Regions from separate parts of the Homo sapiens genome. Here region 1 is linked to region 2. Evidence: read pairs that join two places in POLR2A ChIA-PET (ENCODE). Cell type or tissue: endothelial cell of umbilical vein. All regions are shown on one strand. Each heading gives the region's core, and the rest is flanking DNA. Links, peaks and the distances in the headings are about the cores only. Region 1 has its middle 27 kb from the start of ZFAND6. Region 2 overlaps ZFAND6 (zinc finger AN1-type containing 6).

Region 1 (4,396 bases), core at 190-4,189, 100 kb after region 2:
CAGACCCGAGGCTGTGGGCGGTGGAGCAGCCAACATGCCGGAGATCTGCCCAGGAAACTCCAGCACATGGGAAGTCTGGCAGGCAAAAGGCAAGGCCACTTCAGGGGGGAAGGGGGCAGGCGGCAGTCAGATATTGGCCAAAGGGGCCTGCGCAGCCTTAAAAGAGTCCCCATGGAGTGGGAAAGTGAGAAACGGCTGGGTTTCAGGCAGCATGCATTTTCTGGCTTGGTCCCTGGGGTCTTGGTGTCCCGTATTTCAGTTGCAACAGAAGAGAATTTAGGAGGCGGGTAGAGGGGAGTACATGGCAGGAGTCAGAGGCTTTAAGCCCCACTGAACAGAGAGAGACTAAGACCACTCTTTTTTTTGTTTGTTTGTTTTGTTTTGTTTTGTTTAAGACAGAGTTTCACTCTTGTCGCCCAAGCTGGAGTGCAATGGCACGATCTCGGCTCACTGCAACCTCCACCTCCTGGGTTAAAGTGATTCTCCTGCCTCAGCCTCCCAAGTAGCTGGGACTACAGGCGTGCGCCACCATGCCTGGCTAATTTTTGTATTTTTAGTAGAGACAGGGTTTCACCATCTTGGCCAGGCTGGTCTCGAACTCCTGACCTCATGATCTACCCACCTCGGCCTCCCAAAGTGCTGGGATTACAGGCGTGAGCCGCCGCGCCCGGCCATAAGACCACTCTTAACTCATTCATTAGTGAACCCCTGCTCCATGGAGTACCATGCTAGCTGCTAAGGATAGAGTGATGAAGAGCAGCAGGGTCTCCACCCTCCTCACTGGCTCAAGGCCACTTGTCCTGCCTCCATCAGGACTAACTAAGCAGCCGAGGTGTGGCTGAGTCAGCAGGCAGGAAGTGTGAGTGGCCTGCATCTTAGGAGCTGGGGCTGGCAGGGTGCCAGATTAGAGAGGCAGGTGCTGAGGCTAAGATTCCACGCAGCAGTTAATGCCTCTCCCTCTATTATCCCCGATCCAGACCAGCTGTCCTGGCGTGTGTGCAGACCTGCAAGTTCAGCAAAGCCCACAGACTTCAGTGTGACCAACTGTCCCAGTTTGCCCAGAACTGGTTTGGTTTTAGCATTGTCCCAGGAAACCCCTCTAGTGCAGGACTGAGGTCCTTGGGGCTGAGTGAGGAGTGGCCGCATGCCAAATGAGTAATTGCTGGTGCTGTGGCAAAGCCCCCAGGCTTGGTCCTTGGAAGTTTGAACACTGTTGGGCTGGTGTTTGTTCCCAGCTGCCCTGAATGACCACACAGCTGGGTGTTTGGGAAACAATTAGTGGCATTCCTGACCCAAATACCTCCAATCTTGTTCATTAGTCACTCATATATGAGGAAATGAATTCAGGAAAAACACAATCATATATTATTTTGGTGTGAGTGTCTGCTCCCCAGTGTCACCCTGGTGTTTCGTTCTCTTATCACTCTAGATTGTGAATTTTTATTTGTAGCTGTCTTTCCCACCAGGTTCTCTCATAGAATCCTGAGTCTGGTGACTTAGTGTATCGCACATAATAGGGACTCCAGAAGTGTTTCATGAATAAATGCATGAAGATTCAATCTGTCTGTTGCAGAAACTAGGAGCCAAAAGGGCAGAATGAATGGTGAAACTGATCATTTTGAAAAGCGGTAAGTCAAAGTGAGAGGACCAGAATAGACACTGTAGGAAGTCTGGTTTCAAGCCAGCAAACAGGAAGCATTCAAACAACAACTCACAATCGTCCATGGGGCCTCGTTTGTTAGATTTCCTGGCAGAGGCTCTGTTTGTTTAGGGGCCTCCCTTCCAGCTGCTTTGCTGCCAGGCCCAATGTCTTCTCTCTTTTGCTGGCTGTTCATTCCTCCAACGCACATTTACTCAGGCACTGAGTCAGGCACTGGGCTGGGCATTGGGAAGGTGCAGAGGCTAGAAACAGGATGTCCTCCTAGGGGATGCATTATACACACACACACACACACACACACACACACACACACACACACACACAGCCAAGATGCAGTAGGAAAAGCAGTTAAGGCTGGGCGTGGTGGCTCACGCCTGTAATCCCAGCACTTTGGGAGGCCAAGGCGGGCAGATCATGAGGTCAGGAGAGCCAGACCATCCTGGCTAACACGGTGAAACCCCGTCTCTACTAAAAAATACAAAAAATTAGCCGGGCGTGGTGGCGGGCGCCTGTAGTCCTAGTTACTCGGGAGGCTGAGGCAGGAGAATGGCATGAACCTAGGAGGCGGAGCTTGCAGTGAGCCGGGATCGTGCCACTGCACTCCAGCCTGGGTGACAGAGCGAGACTCCGTCTCAAAGAAAAAAAAAAAAAAAGAAGTTAAGTGTCAGGAGGTATGGGTGCCTTCTTTTGAAGGGCGTTGTGTGACCTGACAGGTGTAAGCCAAGCTCTTTAAAGGCCAAAAGGATGCCATCCCCTGTTTGACGTGGGCCTGCCCTGCAGCTCCTCCTTGCATCTCCTGCACCTGCTTTCTTGCTCATCTCTGCAGGCTCTAGGCTTGTCTCTATATATGACTGTCAAATGCCACTGGCATGTAAGTGCTCCACTTGGCTCTCAGCCCCTCCTGTGCTGGCTGACACTGGCAGCTGACTGTGTTTTACTCATTCTCAACTCCACCCTCTCCTGCCCAATTGACTTTGATGCTGGGTGTTTGCCTCCTATGCCTACCAGCGCATTAAATTTTTATATGCAATGCTTCCTCTTTGCAGGCAGTGGGTTGGGTGCTGGGACTCTATTGGTAAACAAGTTTCTGTGGAGCTCATTATGGAGGAGGAGGGAGACAATAACCAGTCAATTATATCCAGTGTGATAAGTGCTATAATGGCCTAAGCTCCTGGGGCCATAGGGTGGAGTAGGGATTGGAGGTGGCCAAACCTGAAGTAAGGAGACCAGCAAGGAGGCTGCAGCTCTGTTTTTCAGTGGTACGTTGTGCCATGATTACAGTTCCATTTCTTTATCCATCTGTCTCCACCACCCATCTCTTCATTCATTCATGGGCTCCTTCAACAAGCTCTTGAAACACCTATTATGTGTCAGACACCCTGCTAGGTCCTGGGAATACCATGATAAAAAAGACTGGTTCTTCTACCACATTGGACTTTTGGCTTCCCAAATGTGTCCAGCTCCTCCCTGCCTCAGAGTCTTCACACTCACTGTTCCCTCTGCTTGAAAGATCATAGTCCCCATCTCCTTGACCAATTTACCTCCTCTAGCCTTTAGACCTCAGCTCAAAAGTCACCTCCTCAAGGAGGATGTCCCTGACCTCTTAACCAGTTCAGAGCCCCATTATGATGTTCTCACAGCAACCTGTAATTTTCTTTCATAGCACCTGTAATTACATATTTATTAGTGAGACTATTTCATTAGCGTTGGTCTCCCCAACACTTGGTCCTCTGTCAAGGACTCATTTATTATAACATTTATACTGTCTAACCCCTGGTAATGTATTTAATACATATAAATTAAGTGGATGGATAGATGATGGTTGGATGGATGGGATGGATGGATAGATGATTGCATAGGTTGATGGATAGATGATTGCATAGGTTGATGGATAGATGATTGGAAGGTTGGATGGATGGGATGGATGATTGGATGTTTAGATGGATGAATGCTTGGATGGTTGAATGGATGGATGGTTGGTTGGATGGATGGTTGGTTGGATGGATGGATGGATGGATGGATGGATGGATGAATGGATGAATGAACTGGAGCTGAGGCAGAGTAAAGGCAAGGACACATTCAGAGACTGATCCAGTAGTCAGAGCAGAAAAGAGATGAGAATTGGTGAATGGGCCAAGACAGTAAAAGTGGAAAAGCTGAGGAGGGAATTGACAGCAGGAATCTGCAGAATTTGGTCTCTGATTGAATGTCAGGGGTGAAGCAGAGGGAGGAGTGCAAGGTGACAGCCAAGCTTCTGACTGAGGGCTAGGGAGGCTGGAAACAAAGGAGAGCAAATCTGGAGGTGTAGGATAAAGAGGATGACTCCTGAATTTAAGAATCTGCTGAGGCAATCAAGTGGAAATTTAAAATGATTTTGGGCCACTATGGTAGTTAAGATAATACTGCTATCTGCCATAAGAAATAAATTCTACAATTTCAGTGGCTTAACACTATAGATGTTTTGGGTTTATTTTATTTTATTTTTGTTTTGCTCCACATGACAATCCGATGCAGGTATTTCAGATCAGCATGGCAACAAGGTGACATGGTGGTTTAGGGGACCAGACTCCTTCCCTCTTGTGGCTCCACCATATCATCTTAGCCCAAAAGGGCCATCTAGCATTTAAACCCTCTTGCAAACTTTATAAGGCAGAGCCTACCTCCCACCATAAAGCGAAAAATGCCCAACTCGTACTTTCTCAGATTTCCTTGCGTCCAAGGCACCGGCACATGGCC
Region 2 (4,396 bases), core at 96-4,095:
GGTTGGTCTTGCTGTCTCAGGGTTAGCAGAGGTGGAGAAGGTAAAAGGGGAGGCTGGAGAGGCAGGCATACTTGGTGTAACTTTATGGAAATACAATGTAATTTCTGACTTTTCTGCTTTTTTGTTCTCTAAATTGTTTCCATATGGTACCAATCCTTCTTCCACCATTTGCTTTAGTTTCAGTTCTCATATCACCAAACGGTCCACGTTGCAAACGAAGTGAAAAGCAGTCTTGAATAATCAGACCCCTTCTGTCAGACTGTCTAGTGTCAATCTGTTTTCTTGCACGCTTTTTCTCTTTTTCTATGTCTTCTTCCTCACTGTCTGGCAGTGGTTTGGAAGCAGTCATCTCCATCAAGTCATCTTCTGTTAATTCTTCTGGTTTGGTGTCTATTAGCTCCTGAATATCTCCAAGATCCCTATCTTGAAATCCTTAACCCCCAACCTTTCTTGCCATATCCACAATCTCTATCATGATTTCCATCCTGTGAAGTCACACAACATCTGGAGTTTTCTCCTGCAAAAATTTGTTGTTTCAGGCTTGAGAGCTTTCACATCTTTTTCTAAACAATAATGGTATCTTCAATGATATGATGTTCCCTCTATTGGGGTTCTCTTCCATAGCACTGACAATCTTTTCCAAAGAGTACCATGTGTAATGAGCCTGAAAGGTCTTTACGACCCCTGACCTAGAGGCTGAATTAGAGATGCTTCTCTGGGAGCAAGCATTTATCACTTCGACGCCTTCAGTGCTGAACTCATGAGGTTCTGGGTGGCCAGGGGCATTGTCCAATATCAAAACAACTTTAGGCCAGGAGCTGTGGCTCGTGCCTGTAATCCCAGCACTTTGGGAGGCTGAGGTGGACGGATCACCTGCGATCAGGAGTTTGGGACCAGCTTGGCCAACAGGGCGAAACCCCGTCTCTACTAAAGATACAAAGAAATTAGTTGGGCATGGTGGAGTACGCCTGTAATCCCAGCTACTAGGGAGGCTGAGGCAGGAGAATCGCTAGAACCCAGGAGGAGGAGGTTGCAGTGAGTGGAGAGTGCGCCACTGCACTCCAGCCTAGGCGAAAAGAGTGAAACTCCATCTCAAAAAAAAAAAAAAAACCCAACAACTTTAAAAGGCAGTCCCTTACTAGCAAGATACTTTCTGATTTCAGGGACAAAGCATTAATGTAACCGATCACGAAAAAGGGTTCATATTGTTTAAGCGTTCCTGTTGTACAACCAAAAGACTGGCAGCTGGTGTTTATCTTTTTCCCTTCAAGACTCGGGTTAGCAGCTTTATAGGTAATGGCAGTTCTGATCATAAACCCAACTGCATTTGCGCAAAACAGTAAAGTTAGACGATCTCCTCCTGCCTTAAGTCCTAGTATTCACTTTTCTTCCTTAGATCTTTGTGACCTTTTTCTTCCAGAATAGGGCACTTTTGTCTGCATTAAAAACTTGTTCAGGCAGATACTCTTTCTCCAACAACTTAATATAGTTTGGGAACTTTCTTAATGTAGTTTGGGAACCTACTGCCTCTTTTCTGGCAGAAGCTGTTTCTCCTGTTATCTTGACTTTTTCAAAGCCAAACCTTTTTCTAAAATTACCAAACCGGCCAGGTGTGGCGGTTCCACTCTATAATCCCAGCACTTTGGGAGGCTGAGGTGGGTGGATCACCTGAGGTCAGGAGTTTGAGAGCAGCCTGGCCAACGTGGTGAAACCCCATCTCTACTAAAGAAATACAAAAATTAGCCGGGCATGGTGGCACACACCTGTAATCACAACTACTTGGGAGGCTGGGGCAGGAGAATTGCTTGAACCCAGGAGGCGGAGGTTACAGTGAGCCGAGATAGTGCCACTGTACTCCAGTCTGGATGACAGAGCAAGACTCCATTTCAAAAAAAAAAACAAAAAACAAACAAACAAAAAAAAACACCATCCTTTGCTGGCATTAAAGTCTCCAGCTTTAGAATCTAAAAGCTGTGATATAATGACTTCACTTTTTCTTGAATCATAGTATGCCTTTTTTTATAGCAATCCTGCACCCACATAAAAGCTGCATTGTCAATACAAAATAAAAAGGTATTTCATAAAAAAGTACAAAGTTGTTGTGCCTGCTGGCATAGCTGCAGAGATGGCTTCACAAATTTCCTTTTTTTTTTTTTTAACAATAGTCCTTACACTGAATTCATTTATCCTGAAATGGCAGACATCATTCATTTTTCTTGAAATGGCAGAATAGCAGCTGCAGACATTAATCTATGGTACATACCAAGCAATTCAACTTTTTCTTGTAATGTCAGACTTTTCTCTTCTTCTTGGGAGCACTTCCAGTATCACTAGTGCTAGTGGCATCACTTTATACGAGTCTTATGGTATTATTCAAAGTTTACAGTATTGCATTAAACACGATGAAAAATACATGAGAACCACAAGAGATTACCTTTTACTGTGGTAGGCAATTTACTACAGAGACAAACTGCTGAAACAGAGGTGATCAGTGCCGATTAAAATGTGTGGCATTTTAAGTGGATACTTGCAGCACCTGAACTCACTGCAATAGCAATAGGAGGTGGCTATGAAATTATTAGAGAAGTATAGTATATACCACAGTAACTTTTTGCCACTCTCACTTAATACTGCATCTTTACATTTGTTTACATTTCTCTTGACTATGAATGGCTTCATGTATGATCTGCATATTGTATAGGCAAGTTTTGATAAAATTTTAATTTTTTATAATAGATTTGTGCATATTCTGTGGTAGTAAATGATAAAATACACAAGTATCTACACATGTTTTACACATTCAAGACATGCCTAACTCTTCTTAATTAAAAAAATATATTTCTAGGCTATACAGTTCATCTGTGAGTTTTTTCCAATTGCTGCAAATCTCCAAAAAATTTTCCAATGTATTAGAAAAAACTCTAAGTGGACCCCTACAGTCCCATGTTGTTCAAGAGTCAACTGTATAAGTTTTTAGTCTTATTTCTTTATTCCTGTTGGACTGCAGTACACAACAGTCTTGTTCACGTATTATGTGCTACACAGCGACATTCCCCTATTCATGGTCCCTGCACATGCCCTATTCATTTTCTTCAAGTTATTCTTTCTGCCTGAAATGCCCCTATTTCCATCAGTTATAAGTCCTACTCACTGTTCAAGACACACTGAAACATTCTGCCTTCATGGTCCTTTCCTTGCTGGGCCTCTAAGAACTACCATTTTAAAATGTAAATTAGTTACTCTCATCCCTGAATTCCCAGAGCAATCTGACTGCACTTCATGTACTTTCTTTGCTAAATGCTTTTGAACATTTCTTTCTCCCTCCCACCACCATCTGCATCTGATAGCTATGTTACAGTAGCCAACATATATTAATTACTTACTGTGTGGCAGCACTGGGCTAACTGCTTACATGTCTTAACTCACTGAACCCACACAACAACGTATGATTAGCCCTATTTTATATATAGAAAGTACTTCCAGTTTACCAAGTACTTCAAAATATTCTCTCCTTAAAAGCAGGAGCCACATCTTTGACCTTTCACAGAATCTGGCACACTAACCTTATTTGTCTAATACTTCTAAATTCAACTGAAATAAAACTTTTTTTAAAAAAGCTATTCATTTCACTTTTAGGTGTATAATCAAAGCTATTTTTATTTCCTTAAGAAAATTCAGAAGGTGAAGTATATCCAATATTAACTCTCAAGGGAACAGGAACAATCTTAATTGAAGTCAACAACAGTAAGCTATGCATTATTATAAAACATCATTTTAATTTTAAACATTTGATTTAGGTCCTTACCAGTAAGTCCCACTTTCTTCCTGCACATGAAACAGCGATTCTTTTTTTGTTTCGGTTTTTCAAGAGACTTGCTTTGCTCTTCAGATGGCTGCTGTGCTGTGTCTGATACTGAAGCTAACAAAAATACGAAGGTGGCAAAATTTAATTATTCTGTAAGATTTTGCTATTCCTCATCCCACCCTCCCTAGTCTATTATTCAGAGGATACTGAGGAATTTATTAGCACAGAAAACTAGTCATTAAATTACAAAGTTGTTTACAAAAATATGACCCCTTTTTGTTAAATGTATGTATATATGCATGTAGAAAATAATCTAGAATATGTAATGATATGTTAACAGTGGTTTTATAGACTTTCTTTAGGTTTTAACTGTACTTTCTAATTTTTCTAGTAACTACAAATTTAATCAATAAAAGGCACATAAACAAATACTACTTGAATATTCTAAGGGAGTGTGCAAGACAATAGCCATATGCATAGTTCTTAATATTGTTCGGGGTCAGAATGACATAGGTCTCTCAGAGAACGAGGAGGGAAAAGGTGAAACCAAGATTCTGTGGAATATTAAGTATGTTTAAAGTTCCCAGAATG

What was found. Peaks named below come from ENCODE experiments on the same cell type or tissue, not always from the same donor. Only the 100,000 strongest peaks of a DNase experiment are listed, where the experiment ranks them.
Region 1: POLR2A ChIA-PET joins it to region 2 with 5 read pairs; 2 of 35 experiments call an interaction of 5 or more read pairs at or near these places.

The regions. Positions count from the first base shown.
Region 1 is chr15:80,030,178-80,034,573 of GRCh38, reverse strand. No RefSeq gene overlaps it. Among named protein-coding and RNA genes, the nearest start is that of ZFAND6, 27 kb to the left of the region's middle. RefSeq lists enhancers at 336-1,079, 1,080-1,823, 1,824-2,569. In endothelial cell of umbilical vein, for the core only: no CTCF peak of the experiment used is centred there; DNase peaks (open chromatin) are centred at 913, 1,103 and 1,783; H3K27ac peaks cover 1,445 bases.
Region 2 is chr15:80,130,703-80,135,098 of GRCh38, reverse strand. ZFAND6 (zinc finger AN1-type containing 6) reads right to left here. Exons shown (of 7, transcript NM_019006.4): 6 at 3,806-3,919. Among named protein-coding and RNA genes, the nearest start is that of FAH, 20 kb to the left of the region's middle. In endothelial cell of umbilical vein, for the core only: no CTCF peak of the experiment used is centred there; no DNase peak of the experiment used is centred there.